Linked DNA regions of Homo sapiens: region 2 is linked to region 1. A link is a loop called in an ENCODE intact Hi-C map of the cell type or tissue named here. Cell type or tissue: A673. All regions are shown on one strand.

The links. A loop is a pair of places that touch in the nucleus more often than their neighbours do. Peaks named below come from ENCODE experiments on the same cell type or tissue, not always from the same donor. Only the 100,000 strongest peaks of a DNase experiment are listed, where the experiment ranks them.
Region 2: a loop joins it to region 1, with 4 times the contacts of the local background. A loop is called at or near these places in 8 of 110 quality-filtered maps.

Annotation. Positions count from the first base shown.
Region 1 is chr1:89,984,804-89,989,803 of GRCh38, reverse strand. It overlaps LOC105378847 (a long non-coding RNA gene), which reads right to left. Exons shown (of 3, transcript XR_001738142.2): 3 at 2,986-5,000. It also overlaps the pseudogene RN7SKP272. Among named protein-coding and RNA genes, the nearest start is that of ZNF326, 7.8 kb to the left of the region's middle. In A673, CTCF peaks have their summits at 2,200 and 2,406 (motif pointing right); DNase peaks (open chromatin) are centred at 2,423 and 3,613.
Region 2 is chr1:89,906,865-89,911,864 of GRCh38, reverse strand. All of the region lies in intron 2 of LRRC8D (leucine rich repeat containing 8 VRAC subunit D), which reads right to left. Among named protein-coding and RNA genes, the nearest start is that of ZNF326, 86 kb to the left of the region's middle. RefSeq lists an enhancer at 4,658-5,000. In A673, no CTCF peak of the experiment used is centred here; DNase peaks (open chromatin) are centred at 2,854 and 3,954; H3K27ac peaks cover 4,884 bases.

The DNA of each region.
Region 1 (5,000 bases):
TCTCTGTAACCTTATAAGTGGTTATCACAGCTGGATTTTTGCTATAATTAGTGAGTGAATTAGTTATATCCTTGCCTTGCTTCTTGTTCACACTCTTTGAGTGTGGAGACCCTTCTTTGCAACCCTTTGTATGGCCTGTACATAGCACATTGTCACTATGTATGTTGAAGGGGAGGAGCATCAACCAAATGATGAAAAAACTTAGACTGAAATGAGGTCTCAGAGCTTCTTCTGCAGAAAATCACTGTTGTACAATTACTTTGGAGAGAAGGTGACAATAGCATTGCAAAGGAGAGTCTTGATTACACGATGCTTTCCTAATTTGCCGCCAAATAATTCTTCCTCCGTGTTCTTTTTTTGTTCTTGTTTTGTTTTGTTTGTTTGTTTGTTTTTCTCTGCAGCCCAAGCTGGAGTGCGTGGCGCGCTCTCCGCTCACTGCAAGCTCAGCCTCCCGGGTTCACGCCAGTCTCCTGCCTCAGCCCCCTCCCCGAGTAGCTGGGACTACAGGCGCCCGCCGCCACGCCCAGCTAATTTTTTGTATTATTCGTAGGGACGAGGTTTCACTGTGTTAGCCAGGATGGTCTCGATCTCCTGACCTCATGATCCTCCCGCCTCGGCCTCCTAAAGTGCTGAGATTACGGGCTTGAGCCACCGCGCCCGGCCATCTTCCTCCATGTTCTTTAGGGAATCCATAGAGGCTTAGAGAAGGAAGTCAAGAGCTAACAATTACAATTACTATGGTACAGCCAAGCAGCCAAACTTAAAGTAATTTCTACTGAGGATCTGAGGTCATATCAAAGAAGAGCTAGTTACAGGGCCACAATAGTGGAAAACTGCTGAAAACAGCTGGTATGACAGCATTGAATGAAATGTTATTTTATACACGGGAAGATGTCTCTCCCTGGTTTTAATATAGAACTACAAAAAGATGCAAGTGTCTCTAAAAGCTGAAAGGAATAGCAATATAAATTACAATTAACCTTTATTAAGGCCTATATGTTCATAAATGTTCCGAAGCACTTTACAGGTGTTAACTCATTTTATCTGCTCAACAATGCTATGATTGTAGGTATTATAATCATCCTTAATTTATCAATGAGGAAACTGACCCAGAAAAGTAAAGATTTGTTCAAAGTCACAAAGCTAATGAAGTGTAGCACCAAGATTCAAACCCAGTCAGCCTGGCTCCAGGGCTTAAGCTTGCATCTCTGTCATTTTGATGTACCTACTGTGCTCTACTGAGGAATTCTGATGGATACTTTACAAGCCCATTTCTTTACAATAAGGTAGGTTATACCCTTTCCCAAACAAGGAAAACTGAAGAGAAGTTAAGTAACTCACTCAAGACCATACAACCAGCAATTGCTGGCTTCATATTTATGATAAATATTGTTTAGTCATGCTTAGGTCTATTGGTGTATGGAGCCAACCTTGTAGAGCCAATACCATCATCAGAGTCCTCAGGTTTGAAAAAAAAGACTTTGCTAATCTATAGAGGATTTTTATATAATTGTGCATAATGCGGTCAAACAGAACTATTAATACATATAAGGTAACTATGTAAGTGATCAAATGCTTTGTCCTATGCTCCAGGTCTTCCTCAGATTAAAAAAAAAAAACTGGTTCATTTTATATGAATTTCTTTTCCCAGAAAGCAAGGTAAAGTTCCAAATACAAAGTGCTTTCAAAATGTAATTGATACCTTCCTTCATTGGTTACATATTATATAAAGTACACTTTTCTGGAAAATGAAGTATATTCCCTTATAGGAACTCAGTTACAACTCTGAATTATTGCCATTCATTTTATCTTACTTTTGTGTTACACTCCATCATAAATTTTAATTTACCAAGTATATTGACAGCAAGCTGGCTGTGACATGTCAACCCCACTGATTGCCAGAACTGATTTGCTGGATCTGCCCTGTTAAGATGGTGTCCCATTTCTTCCTGGCTCTGCCACATGTGTTTTTCCAAAATCTGGACACTTTACTGGAGAGGATGATTTCTCTAGATGGAGAAAGACCATGGTCTACAGAGAATCAAGTTCTTCTGCTGGAATACTCAAGGCATGTTGAGTAGGTTCCCCTGCCTGACTGTGTCTCTCCCAGTAGTTAAGATAATGAGCCACTTGAAGGTGGAGATTTCATCTTTGTGTCTCCAGCCTCCTAGCACCATACCTGGCATGTGTTAGATTTTTTAAAATGTTTCTTGAATGAAAAAAAAGGAAACAGACACACAGCCGGCTCCTGTATTCATATAGCTTCAATTCTACATGAAGGCAACACCTATAAATAAAAATACAGACACAGAACATTCAAACATGCATGGACACAATCTAAACCCCCTTCTTTAGAGTCCTTACACAGTTTACAAACGGAAAAGGCACCATCCTAGAATAGCCAGTAGAGGGCATCACACACCAAATGTAGTCAGAATGTGGCTACAGAAATTGAGTTCAAGTTCTAGTTCCTGCTGATCTGAAGGATTCTAAATGGACACCAAAGCAGAGAATATTGTTGGCCTGTGCTCTGCAAGTACCTGTATTTCTATTTTGGTGTAATCACGGATAGAAATGTTCCTGTTTGCCTCATTTCATTTTCAGAGATGACTTTTAAAGCATGAAACAGTGAAAAATGCTTATTATAATGGCAAATTTGAAAAGCAAGATACAAAACTGCTTAGGTCTATTGGTGTATGGAGCCAATATGAAATCTGATAACTGCTATGTCAATAAATTTTCTTAAAAGACAAAGCAAACCTGGCATGATGGTGTGTGCCCAGCTATCCTACTTGGGAAGCTAAGGCGGGAGGATCGCTTGAGTCTGTGAGCTCGAGGTTGTAGTGAACTGTGAATGCGCAGCTGCACTCCAGCCTGGATAACAGAGTGAGACCCTGTCTCAAAAAAAAAAAAAAGAAAGAAAAGAAAAGAAAAAGAAAAGACAAAGCATTGAAATAAAATGGAAAGAAGAAACATGAACAGTGATTCTCTTTGTGATGACTTTTTAGATATACATGCATTTTTATTTTTCTGTATCCTCCAAATTTCTTGAGCACTTTGATAATGTAAAATATATATTTGGCACAAAACAAGATTTAATATTTATTAATGGGTAGCGTTTATGAAAAGTTCTCTGTAGCCACATATTGTGTTTCATTCTTTTTGGAGATATAGTTATTGATGGTGGGTGTGGGGAACCTCTATTGGCCATTTAAGTCCGTGGTTCTTGATAGTGGCTCTTCATTGGAATCACCCAGGGCACATCTCCATCGCCAAACTCAGGCCTCACTTCAGGGATTCTGATTTGATGATGAACCTAAAACTATCAACAATGTTTATTTTCAAGACACTTAGGAGAGGTGCTATTAGAATAAGTGCTCTTCTGTTTCAGTAACTTGTACCTCTTGAGAAGAAAATGTCAAGTCTAGAAAAAGAACTTCAGAGATTGAATAACCACACACTAACTGATTGATCTATGTGTGGGAAATGGTGTAACAACTACACCCTGAATCAGGGCTGCCACAGTTGTATGTGTGTATACAACTTACAGCTCTAAAAACTGGCTTGATTCCAACATTTCCTCTAACTACCCTGCAGCCCTTGGGAGATAATTAGCTAATGACAGTAAAGGGCTTTTAAACTTGAAACATGTTATATAAATGCTAAACACAGGAAACACACAGAGGATTTCCACTGATTGCCAATACTTTGCAACCAGAGACAATTGGACACCTCTTTCAGCCAATTTCTTTTTTTTTTTTTTTTTTTTTTGCAACTGAAATCTTCCTAATCTTTAATCCCAGGGAAACAAAGGAAGTTCTTTTTTTAATGCCTTTCCTACAAATCAAAGACCTAAGAGGGTTGCTCCTTTGACTATCTCACAAGTGAGGTTCCAACAAAACACCACGTTGTAATGTGGTTTGTATGGATGAAGGTTTTGCAGTTCGCTGGTTTGCTTGTATAACTGAAGCTGGGTGCTACCCAAAAAAAGGGTCATACCAGGTTGTCCAGTAGGAGTCCTGGTACTACCCTATACATCATCTCTTGTTTAAAGCAAATAATTTGTGCATGTGGTAATAAATCACATTGTATAAAATAATTTCCATTGAAAAGCAATAGCCTTTCCTCCCTCCCCTTCTTGCTCAGCTCCAGTTCTTCTGCAGAGAAAAACTTCCTTGTTTCATCTGGTATGAGATCACTTGGTGTTTACTTCCATTGCACTCTATATTGCTCTTCTTGGTTTACCAACTTTAATCAATAGCGTTAATTTCACAGTATAAAAATGAGCACGTCTCATATTACCCTCCTCTTCCCAATGTTTAAAACAGTAATCATATATTTTATTTCCTCTTTTGGAACTAAACTTTTATATTTTTAAATAAGTACTCAAATTTCTATTGATTTTTAATAGCATATCTCTGGCTTTCTGTTCTATAAAATGTAGTGGCTCCCCTTCCCATTCCTGCACTTTTCTTCTCTCTTACATTTTTGTCAGCTATACTTTACAACTAACAAAATGGTTAATATTTGTATTGTGTACTGCCATCATAAAAAACTATTTTCTACTTTTTTTATAGGTTGACTTTAGAAGTTAAAAATCTACATAATTCCTTCCAAAAAGTGAGAGGTGACAGCGTGCTGGCAGTCCTCACAGCCATCGCTTGCTCTCTGCGCCTCCTCTGCCTGGGCTCCCACTTTGGCGGCACTTGAGGAGCCCTTCAGCCCGCTGCTGCACTGTGGGAGCCCCTTTCTGGGCTGGCCAAGGCCGGAGCCGGCTCCCTCAGCTTGCAGGGAGGTGTGGAGGGAGAGGCGCGGGCGGGAACCAGGGCTGCGCGTGGTGCTTGCGGGCCAGCGCGAGTTCCGGGTGGGCGTGGGCTAGGCGGACCCCGCACTCGGAGCCGCCAGCCGGACCCACCGGCCCGGGCAGTGAGGGGCTTAGCACCTGGGCCAGCAGCTGCTGTGCTCAATTTCTCGCAGGGCCTTAGCTGCCTTCCCACCAG
Region 2 (5,000 bases), 78 kb after region 1:
GGCCTAGAAGCCAAAAGAGGCAACCCCTTCAGGAAGAGAGTGGTAAGCAGCATTGCAGGTGTCAAAAGCAAGTCACGCACGTTAAGGGGCAAAAGTGACCGCTGGATCTGGCAGCTGAGAGTCACCTGACACTTTGGCCTGAGCACTTTCGGTGAAAAAGTCTGGCTCACGTGTGCAAGGGTATGTGGGAAAGTGAATATTCACCTCTCAAATCTCAGCTGGGGATGAAACAAAAGGCTGGTACAACAGCAAGCGGGGGAGGCAGGTATGATGGGAGGGTGTATTTTTCAGGATAGGAAAGGAGTAGAGGGGTAAAAGTTGGAAGTAGCAGGGTGAGAGAGTACCAAGATGTTTTTCTTACGGCTACTTGTTTCTTATTTTGAACATAAAGTCAAATTATACAAACACATTTCGACAAGGAGCTATAACTCAAGTATGCGGCATGTTGCTATGACTTCATAAAACTACAGAGATTAAGGAATTCAGAATCCCATGGAAATTCTTAAACAGAGTTTGGACATATGTTGTTTGATTTTCCCTTCAGCAAACTGGTAAACATTAATCTTGCTAACCACCATATTGCTTATCCCGTCATAAAATTTTAAAAGGTTCTTTTTTGAAAAGTCTAAAGGGAAAAAGGTAACTTGCAAAATAATTCCACAAACTATATAACTAAAAAAAAAAAAACCCCAAAAATGCATGGACATATGAGTGAGTAGCTCTGTATATATTCAAGTAATCCAAGCAGTGTCAGGCTTTCTCACCCGCTGAAACTCCCTGGGAAGGTCAAGCATTCAGAGAACTCAGGTCAGATTACACTGAAAAGAAGGTGGGAAAAGAAATATTTAGCATTTCTAAGGAGAGTGTCAGTGACCTACAGCGGCTAGTTTACTTCTCATTTCCTTGACCATGGTATACAGGGACAAAGATGAGGTAGAGAGGGGAGGAGCTGTGCACTGCTGGCATATTTACAGGAAAATCTTGGGCTGTATCTTGCCATTCAACACTGAGGCTACTGCTAATAGGCAGGGGAAGACAGGAAGAAAATTACCCCTCCTGAATAACCAAGCACTTACATACTTGAGCCTATTAAATTGTCCTATCCATCCTGAGCAGTGGTATTACTGCTTCAGTTTTACTGAGAGAAAACAGGTTTTGAAAGTTTGAGTAATTCGACCGAGATCACACAGCTAATACAAGGTGGACCAGGATTCAAACCCAGATCTGACTGACACTATGAAGCCCATACCTGCCCCCTCAGCTTATTTTAAACTAGAGATTAACTCAAATTAAATTAAATTTGCTTCTACAAATTAAAAAAAATCACTAGAAGGAACCCTTAAAGTGAAGGTGACAAAATGCTGGTAGTCAAAGGCTGCCTAAGGGCACAAGGAGTAAAGTCTTAAAAAATGAAACAACAACCCAACTGTCATTTAATAACAATATTACCTAAGGTCTTTATCATAATCTCACTTTTTAAAAGACAATTCCATGGATTCCAACTAATCTGATCCTCACAAACTACTATGAGACAAACAAATAATATCAACTTTATTTTATAGCCAAGAAACTTGTTACAAGGAAATGGCAGAATGGAGATGAGAATTCCAGACTTCTACAACATCCAGTGTGCTGGAACAGTCCTCCAGTAAGTGTCATAGTCTCAAAGTTTTTAAATCTTACCTTCAAAAAGTTGTTAACAAAGTCAGACCAAATATTCGGTATAATCTCTTCACTAAATTTAGGCTGTGAAGATTTATTTTTTATTCTGAATTCATTAAAGTGTAACCATAATTCTTAAAAGAATAAACAACTCACTTAGGCCTACTGGTTCGTAAGTACAAAATATGTACTGATCACCCACTATAAGAAGAATAGTACCTTAGCTATGATTTTAAGAACATGAAAGGAGGGGCTAAGGGACTTAAATTAGAGCCAAGATTCTTACTCAGTGAGGGGATTTGGTATATTTACTGAATTCTTTTTTTTTTTTTTTTTTGAGACGGAGTCTTGCTCTGTTGCCCAGACTGAAGTGCAGTGGCATGATCTCGGCTCACTGCAAGCTCCGCCTCCTGGGTTCATGCCATTCTCTTGCCTCAGCCTCCTAAGTAGCTGGGACTACAGGCGCCCGCCACCACGCTTGGCTAAGTTTTTGTATTTTTAGTAGAGACGGGGTTTCACCGTGTTAGCCAGGATGGTCTCGATCTCCTGACCTCATGATCCGCCCGCCTCGGCCTCCCAAAGTGCTGGGATTACAGGCGTGAGCCACCGTGCCTGGCCCTACTAAATTCTTATAATTCTATTTTGCCAGATAAATTTCCTATGCTGCTCCTGAACGATGTACCATTGGAACCCCATATACATCCTCTGTCTCTTAAATTAGGAAATGAAAAAAAAAATGGCACTGGTAAAATATATTTCTACCTATTGGTTTTAGTTATGGAGTCAGGGGCTACATAATCAAACTCCAAAAATGGCATCCTAATCATCTATACCAAACAGCTACTGTCTGTAAACAATGATATGTGAGAAGGCAGTGTGTTTCCTAAATGCCTCGGGACTTTATTACTAATGACACAATCACAAGCAGAAGAAAAACCAGACCTGAATTGCACAAGCATACCCAGAGAGATAGTAATACCACAGATATAAATTACAGGCCTCCTCTAAATCAGATACTGTCATCAATCTCACATAGAGCTTCCTGCCCAGTGAAATCTGCCTTAATTGGTTTTCATTCTGTTGTTATTGTTGTTGAAAAACTGAAAGAGAGCGAGCCATCTCAGGCAGCATCATGGGAATTTCAGACACACACACAGACACACAGACACACACACACACGCAAACACACCCACTCCTTTAAAGCTCAAATGAGTGCATCTAGATTTCAAGGAAATACTAACAAGGAACACGTTGAGGGTATTTTCCACTGGTTTAAAAATAAAGCATTCTACCCTTTAAAAAAATAAATCCCCAAATTATAGAAACAGGAAGCAGCAGCTGGATTTATCATCCTTCATTTCCTCTGAGAGTCACAGTAAGGAACTCCCCATTGAGACAGAAGCCATGGAGAGGTTAGCCCCTCCTGCCTGGACCCACATATCCACATGCTGCTGCTGCTGGTCCAACATGGTCAATGGTCGGCCAATTCAAAATCAAACTTGCTTTGTCTTATAAAGCATTCTGTGTCTAAGCCCTGCATTTTGATAAAATGAAAAACCTGACTAGCATTTCAACACACATACATAACTGGTCTTAGAAGGGCCTCACTCTCATTTCTCATGAAGTTGTCTCTTTCCTGGGCTCACCCAGGAGGGCTTTAGGGACCTGAGGACCTAAACACACAACAGAAGATGCAACAGATTCAACAGATGATGATGATAACAACACCCCTGAGGGACTCTGCAGCCTTGATCTAGTGGCTGTACTGGAAGAAAGCAAGAGGGCTGGCTGGGTTCTAGTCTTCTTTCATCCATTTGTGATTATGGTTGAAATACTTAGTCTCGCTCAGCCTCAGTTCTTGTGTCTATGAAATGACAATGAGACCACCTATTTCACAGAGGTGTAACGAGAAGTGAGATGATGAATATGAAATACTTTGTAAATTACACAGAAATAACAACAGACTAGAGTAATAGCAATCTATATACCTGCATAAGGTGGCTTTGCCAGTTTCAAAGCTTTCACAAATATTATTTAGGTTGATCCTTAAAATGATACAGTTGGGTGGGTGGTAATGACATCATCATCATCATCATCATCACTATTATGAATGTTTTATAAATGAGCTAGTGTAGAGGAACATAATGGGAAAGTTGTGTCCTAACTCATTTGCATGAATTCACATCATTTAAAAACATTTCTGGCAACATACGAGTGGTAAGTACATGGCTGGGAGTTATGAAAGCCACTCACATTTCAGGGCTGCTACTCTAGGCAAATCCCTTAACCTCTCCAGGCAACATGATTCATCTATCTGTCACTGGGTTGGTGGGAGACAAACATAAATTAGACCTGGTTCAATCTCTTGAAGAAATCAGTTGGCGCAAGGGGGCTGGTGGTGATGGTGGAAAGAAGTGACATATAAACACATTAATTACAAAACAGTGTTTACTTAAAATATGGAGTATGAACAAAATGCTGTGGGGTCACAAAGTAGGAAATGACTAATTTTGGGGGACTCATGAAATAATTCCTCTAAGTTCTTTGTAAACTGAGAAAAGAAGGAAATCAGACTACAAATTGATCAATGTCCCTTTTGAGGCTAAAACTCTGAGAAAATGAGGCTTAGAAAGGTTGTCAGTAATCTCAATAGACAGTGTGATTCCTCTTCCTCATCTGCTCATAGGCAATACACGATTTAAAACAACTGACTGGCCGGACATGGTGGCTCGCACTTGTAATCCCAGCACTTTGTGAGGTTAGGTGGGTGGATCATCTGAGGTCAGGAGTTCAAGACCAGCCTGGCCAACATGGCAAAACCCCGTCTCTACTAAATATACAAAAATTAGCCAGGTGTGGTGGTCTGTGCCTGTAATCCCAGCTACTCAGGAGGCTAGGCAGGAGAATCGCCTGAACCCGGGAGGCGGAGGTTGCAGTGAGCCAAGATCACACCACTGCACTCCAGCCTGGGCAACTGAGTGAGACTCAGTATCAAAAAAAAAAAAAAAAAAAAAAAAAAGACACAGTGGAAGACAGGAAGCCCAACACCTGAAAGATAGATGGGAAGCCCTTTGGGACCCTTTGTGTTCTGAACGTGATACATGAAAATAGCCTTCCTGCATGAGTAAATGCTGACAGATTTGTTTGGAGGAGTTGAGTTACCCATTCTTCTGTTTCTTACAGACTAACACTTGAATTAAGATGAGCTAGGGTACATGATACAAATTCAGATTCTTGGCCTCCACCCAGACCTATTCCTTTTCTACATGAGCCCCCACAGACCTTCAGAAAATAGCCGTTGACAGGTTGGAATGCAACGAACAGGAAAAGCAAACTAT